2 separate regions of the Homo sapiens genome follow, and region 1 is linked to region 2. The links are chromatin contacts, found by Hi-C or POLR2A ChIA-PET in ENCODE. All regions are on one chromosome and are shown on one strand. The core of a region is the stretch at or near the end of the contact, and the rest is flanking DNA. Distances in the headings are between cores, read along the strand shown.

Evidence for each region. A loop is a pair of places that touch in the nucleus more often than their neighbours do. ChIA-PET counts read pairs that join two places held with the same protein, here RNA polymerase II (POLR2A). Pooled maps may share reads with other maps.
Region 1: a map of chondrocyte shows a loop between it and region 2 (2.9-fold over the local background). The contact joins two enhancer-like sites. A Hi-C loop is called at or near these places in 7 of 168 maps with a recorded cell type or tissue (CD14-positive monocyte, CD4-positive, alpha-beta memory T cell, HAP-1 and 3 more) and 10 of 50 pooled maps. POLR2A ChIA-PET finds 5 or more read pairs at or near these places in 6 of 52 experiments (PC-9, SK-N-SH, T-cell and 2 more).

The regions. Positions count from the first base shown.
Region 1 is chr9:105,136,769-105,139,943 of GRCh38, reverse strand. All of the region lies in intron 3 of LOC105376197 (a long non-coding RNA gene), which reads right to left. Among named protein-coding and RNA genes, the nearest start is that of SLC44A1, 110 kb to the left of the region's middle. RefSeq lists enhancers at 1-516, 517-1,496, 1,497-2,476. Within about 2 kb of position 1,268, at least 2 of the 41 ENCODE cell types and tissues checked have a DNase peak (open chromatin) inside an H3K27ac peak, as active enhancers do.
Region 2 is chr9:104,866,993-104,870,206 of GRCh38, reverse strand. The region is part of intron 5 of ABCA1 (ATP binding cassette subfamily A member 1); the gene reads left to right. Among named protein-coding and RNA genes, the nearest start is that of ABCA1, 60 kb to the left of the region's middle. RefSeq lists an enhancer at 935-1,024. Within about 2 kb of position 1,351, at least 24 of the 41 ENCODE cell types and tissues checked have a DNase peak (open chromatin) inside an H3K27ac peak, as active enhancers do.

The DNA of each region.
Region 1 (3,175 bases), core at 19-2,518, 270 kb before region 2:
TATACCGGGTGTGGTGGCATGCACCTGTAGTCCCAGCTACTCAGGAGACTGAGGTGGGAGGATCCTTTAAGCCCAGGAGGCAGAGGTTGCAGTAAGCCGAGATTGCACCACTGCATTCCAGCCAGTGTGAAGATCCTGTCTCAAAAAAAAAGAACTGTCCTACGCTGGTTCTTGGGGCTTGGGGAGAGCCATTCTCTGCCTCAGACACTACAAATAACACAAGCATGGTCGGTTCTCTCTAAAATAGACACAAAGAAATTACAGTGACAGGACCAACTAACCTTATAGTAGGTTAAAGTTATAGCCTCTATGGAAAGAGACACAGCACCAAGGGAACAATAGACCTTGTCACTCCACCAAAAATGATAGACTGCTTATTGAATTTGTATACTTCATTCAAACATGAGCAGTGAGCATGGTCTTGCAGTTAGTGAGGAGCCCTGAAGGTTTCAGAGGCGAGTGCCTGTCTCAGGGCGTTGAGTCAGCCAGGGAATCAGCTCTGTATCTTTCTCAGTTTCAGGTTTTGTTGGTCTTTGTGATATTTTGCCTGGAGGATGGGTGGAGGGTCACCTCAAGAAGCGACCACAACTCAAAGTTATTTTATTCTACATTGCAAAGTATGCCAGATAGAAGAAAACGCCCCTTAGCTTCCCTTTGTCATTCAACACCAGGAAGAAAGAGGAAAATGGAATTGGTTTTCTCTTTTTTTTTTTTTTTTTTTGAGATGGAGTCTCTGTCGCCCAGGCTAGAGTGCAATGGCGTGATCTCGGCTCACCGCAACCTCCACCTTCTGGGTTCAAGCAATTTCCCTGCCTCAGCCTCCTGAGTAGCTCGGACTATAGGCGCCTGCCACCACGGCCAGCTAAGTTTTTTGTATTTTTAGTAGAGATGGGGTTTCACCATGTTGGCCAGGCTGGTCTCAAACTTCTGACCTCAGGTGATCCACCCACCTTGGTCTCCCAAAGTGCTGGGAGTACAGGCGAGAGTCACTGCACCCTGCCTGGAGTTGGTTTTCTTTGGGCTCTGAGGAACACACAAAACAACAAGACCCGTCAGAGTTCAGAGAAACCAATCTCGTGGGGCTACATTGGAACAGCTGAAGGTTTTTTCTTTTTTCTTTTTTTACATTTTTAGACTTCCCTTTGTTTTCTTACAAAACATAAAAACTCAGACTTTAGTTGCCTCTAGGCCTTTCAGAAGAAGCCAGCTGTGGGGAGGGAGGCGGGGCCGCTAGGAGTTCTGCGAACAGATTTTTCAGAGCAAGTGTTAGCATCAGCGGAGCTCTGGTCCTCCCTGTGGATTTGTAAACCAACCTCTGACACCCATTCAGCAAAACAACTTCACCTTTCACCTACTTTCTTTGTTTTCCAGCTGTTTGGTGCATGTTCTGTGTGCATATGTAAGCAACTCTTGATGATTTTGTTTGCTTATACTATTTCCTTCTCAATAAAGAGAAAGAATAGGGCATGAGTATGTCACTGTTGGGCGGGACCCCAAGGGGATCTAGAGATTGTGACCCAGCATCAGATGACAACCCTGGCCTCAGACAAAGACCCTTTGTTTCACAGATGAAGCAACTGACACCTGGATGACTTGCTCCATGCTGGCAAAGGAGTGATTGGATCTAAAACAAGATTTTTAATGCTCTCAATTAAAATTCAGAGTCTCAAGGTTGAAAAGGACTTTGACAATTACATATCCAACCTCACACAGATGCTTGAATTCTGGTCTCTAATGAGTGTACAGTGGCCGGGCGCGGTGGCTCACACCTGTAATCCCAGGACTTTGGGAGGCCGAGGCAGGCGGATCACGAGGTCAGGAGTTCGAGACCAGCCTGACCAACATGGTGAAACACCGTCTCTACTAAAAATACAAAAATTAACTGGGCGTGGTGGCGCATGTATGATCCCAGCTACTCAGGAGGCTGAGGCAGGAGAATTGCTGGAACCCACGAGGGGGAGGTTGCAGTGAGCCGAGACTGTGCCACTGTGCTCCAGCCTGGGTGACAGAGAGAGTGAGACTCCATCTCATAAAAAAAAAGGAGTGTAGAGTGGCCACGTGGCCACTACTGGTCTCACTGGAAGATGAGGAGATCACAACTGTCCCAGCAAATGGAAGCTCTTTCATTTATTTCCATGGGTGCAGGATATCGCCCAGGCTGCAGTACAGTGATACGATCTTACCTCACTGCAACCTCCACTCCCGGATTCAAGTAATTCTCCCTGCCTTAGCCTCCCAAGTAGCTGGAAATTACAGGCATCCGCCACCACACCTGGCTAATTTTTGTATTTTTAGTAGAGATGGGGTTTCGCCATGTTGGCCAGGCTGGTCTTGAACTCCTGACTTCAGGTGATCCGTCTGCCTTGGCCTCCCAAGGTGCTGGGATTACAGCTCGCCACTGTACCTGGCGAGCTCTCTGTTTTTGAATCCGTTACTTTCTATCAGAGTTATACAAATATCAATGAATTTTCATTAAAAAGGCATTTCCTGGAGCACACTTCATTTACCTTTGATCAGTTAATCGGAGAACACTGAGAAGCCTTTAATTTCCACAAGGGATATAGCCTTTCCTAAACATAACCTGCTTATTTGAGGCAGAATATCTTGTAACTCTAACCTTACATAGAACAAATTTAGGAAAATGCTGGTTTGAGCTATGGAATAAAATTCTTAAAAAGGTACATGTTAATTAATTTTTTTGTGAGTCAAATATTTTAAATGTAATAAGAGGAATTTACCACTCAAAAGCAACCAATGGAAAATATATTGCTAAACATAAAGAAGATTATTTATGTAATATAAATAAAAATGTTGGTGAACATATTCTGTATTATGAATCATTCTGGAATGATGTATGCAAATCTCTCACTCATTCTTTTCGAGATAGGGTCTCACTCTGTCACCTAGGCTGGAGTGTAGTGACATGATCATGGCTTACTTTAGCCTCAACCTCCTGGGCTCAAGTGATCCTACTACCTCTCAGCCTCCCTAATAGCTGGGACTACATGTGTGCACCACCATGCCCAGCTAATTAACAAAAAAATTTTTGCCCGTGTACAGTGGCTCATGCCTGTAATCCCAGCGAGGCAGGAGAATAGGGCCTGGAGATAGGGAACATGAGGCTGATCCACGCTGACTTCCTAGAAGTAAATCAAATAAAAGCACTTCGGCAATG
Region 2 (3,214 bases), core at 102-2,601:
ACAAGTTTATATTATTTGTAAAATACTAGAAGGAATGTGTGGTTCCTAAAGTTATGGTATTCCCATTGGTTGAAAGAGAAGACTCTGGCTTCCTAATGCCTTGGAAGGTTCAGGGAGCATAAGCCTAAATATCCTGGTTTCTCTTGGGAATTCTTCACAGCTTGTCATCTATGACTTTATCCACATTTATTTTGAACATGTTTAATTTTCAGCTTGTATTTTCTCAAGGAGTATGTGTGAGTCAGCATTCAGAGTACTTAACACACTTAGTGTCATTAGTGATAACTTAACCCACACGTATAGGAAGCTAGACCTCCATTTACAGAAAAATGGAGGCTCAGAGAGCCTAACTGACTTTCCCAAGGCCACATAACTGGAAAATTCTGGAACTGAGTTTTTTCAGGTATGTCTTGGTATCCCTCGGTGAGCCTTCTCTGTAGAGAAGGAAGTGTCTCCTGGGTTGGAAAGCCCAGGCCGGGATGAACAGCATGGGTGTCCTTAGGCTGTGTGTACCACACACCCCTGGCCTACTCTCCCCTGCTCTAAGGAGTCACCTGAAGGAGCAGCTGCATCACCCCGCCTCACCCCTTCTCCTCAGCACCCAACAACCAGGTCTTCCCAGAGAGTGCTCAGCTATTGGTGAAGCAGGCATCGTCTATTCTTCAAGAAGACAGCAGAGCATCAGGAAAACAAAACACCAAAAAAATACCATAAAGACACTGGAGTGTATTTGTTACCAGCCCTTGTATAACAGAGAAGTATTTCAAGGTCTTATTTGTAAGGCTGGACAAGCTCAGGCTGATTAAAACCACGAGTTAGAATTTGTCTCCCGCTCCCAGGCCCTGCTCAGTTGACAGCTCCTAGCAGGCTGGGAGGCCCCACCCCACCCCCACCCCAGGGGTCCATTGAAGAAGACCATCTGGGCCTGGGATGCTGATGTGATTTTCCCTACTTCTCCTTTTTTTTCATTTGCCTCCTCCACCCACTTCTAAAGCAGCTGATTGCTCTGGTTCCTTTTCATGTTGAGCAAAAGAGAAGACAGATCTTGAAACCTGAGCTGGGGACTGGAGGGCACTGACCGAGAGTAACCCCGTCTGGCTCAGCTCAGCTCAGCAAAGGGCTTTCCTCCTCCGCCTTCCTGAGCTGCTCTCCCTCCTCTCCTTTCCTCCTTCTTTCCCAGCCTCCCCCAAGCTCCTTCACCCCTCTCTTCCCTCTCCTCCCTCCTCCCACCTTCCTTGTCCTCTATGCTCAGAGAACTGAAGGAACACTGAATGGCCTGGAAAGCAGGACCTCGCCCCCACCCCGCGTCATACCCCTCCGCCTGCACGTGCAAATGTGTTCCTCAGCTTGGTCCCAGAGGCCTGGACCTGGGTCCCAGAGGTCCCAGCTGGTTCCCCGGCTTGGTCCCAGAGGCCTGGATGTGTGGCAAGAAGCTGAGGGTTCTGCTTCGTTTCTTCCAGCCCACAAACACACATGTCACCTGTTTTTTGTTCTTTTTCCTTTCCTTTGCCCCACTTTACAGAAGCTCTTGGCTAATTGGTAGGTCACTGTTTGCTCCTCCAGGCAAAACCAAGGAGGCTGAGCTCAGCAGGTCAAGTATTTTGGTCTGTATTGAAGAGACTGTGGTGGGAGAGCCCTCTTGACCTTCTGCTGGATAGTGACTTTCTCTTCTGCTGGCAGCAGTAGCCCAGCTCCGCATCCTGTGACAGAGGTCATACCTTCCAGTTACCCGAGCGAACACTTGGAGCAAGTCAGCTTTTTCCCCTGAAACAGCACGTTCACGTTCTTGATCTTTGGTTTGCACAACAACCTGTGAATGTTATTAGCCCCGTTTTTTTTGTTTGTTTGTTTTTTGAGACAGAGTGTCGCTCTTGTTGCCCAGGCTGGATTGCAATGGCGTGATCTCGGCTCACTGCAACCTCTGCCTCCAAGCAATTCTCCTGCCTCAGCTTCCTGAGTAGCTGGGATTACAGGCATGCGCCACCACACCCGGCTAATTTTGTATTTTTAGTAGAGACGGGGTTTCTTCATGTTGGTCAGGCTGGTCTCGAACTTCCGACCTCAGTTGATCCACCCGTCTTGGCCTCCCAAAGTGCTGTATTAGCCCCATTTTATATCCAAGGAAACTGAGGCTTAGGGAGATTTAAATAGGGGGGAAAGTATAGCTTCATGATTACACAGTCAGGAAATGGCAGAGCTGACTCTTGAATTCAGACCCTGTGATGCTGTATCCAGTGCTGATTTTGTTTTGCCCTGTGTTCCTTTCAGTGTCAGGTAAGAAGACCTCAGAGATCATCTTCTCCAACCCACACATTTTACTGATTATAAAATCCAGGTCCGCATTAACTCATTGGCCAAAGTTAAGTGGCTAAATGACTCTCCTGTTCAGGAAGTATTCCCTGTCTTGTGTGGAATGATTGGTCTTTCGTCCAGGTCATCTTCCACCTATATCCATCCTTGCAGTGACTGGTGGATATGATCATTCCTGGTGATTCCCTGTAAAATACTAGATTTATTTATTCTTTCATAAAGTTATGAGTAGACAAATCAGTCAGCTTCAACCTTTCCTTTACCTTATAGATAGTATCAGCAGAAAGAACTCAATAATTCTGTCTTAGGAACTCAGCCAGGCTAATATGTATTATAATACACACATACATATGCACACACATACACACATGTGCATACCTTAGATCACAAATTCAACATCTCAACTTAGCCGCCAAAGCCACTTCTGTGTCTTGTCTATTCTGAATATGCTTTAAGGTTAAATTAGCCATGAATCTGTTCAGATCAGTCATTCCTGAAAATGATGATGATATTAGCCATCCTTTACCGGGCACCTTACTCAGTGCCCGGCATTATACTAGGTCTGCAGGTACATTTGCTCATTTAACACCTAGCTCAGTCCAATGAGGTGGATGCCATTGTCATCTCCATTTTATCATTTAATCAACTCAGCCTTCCTCTCTCCTGTTCCCCACTCTGCTTCTAGCTGCCACTCACCTGACTCTCCTCTTGATCTGGGCTGACGTGGCTGAGTGGGTTTAGCAGAACTCTTGTGTCCTCTTTACTTGGTTTGTTTCAAGTTCATGTCCTGCTTCATCTTTTCCCTAACTCACTGCAAGGTGAATTTTCTTCTCTGCAATCGGCAATTCCCCAAATCACATCAGGTCATTAATTTATTCACTCATTTGTATTCATTCATTCATTA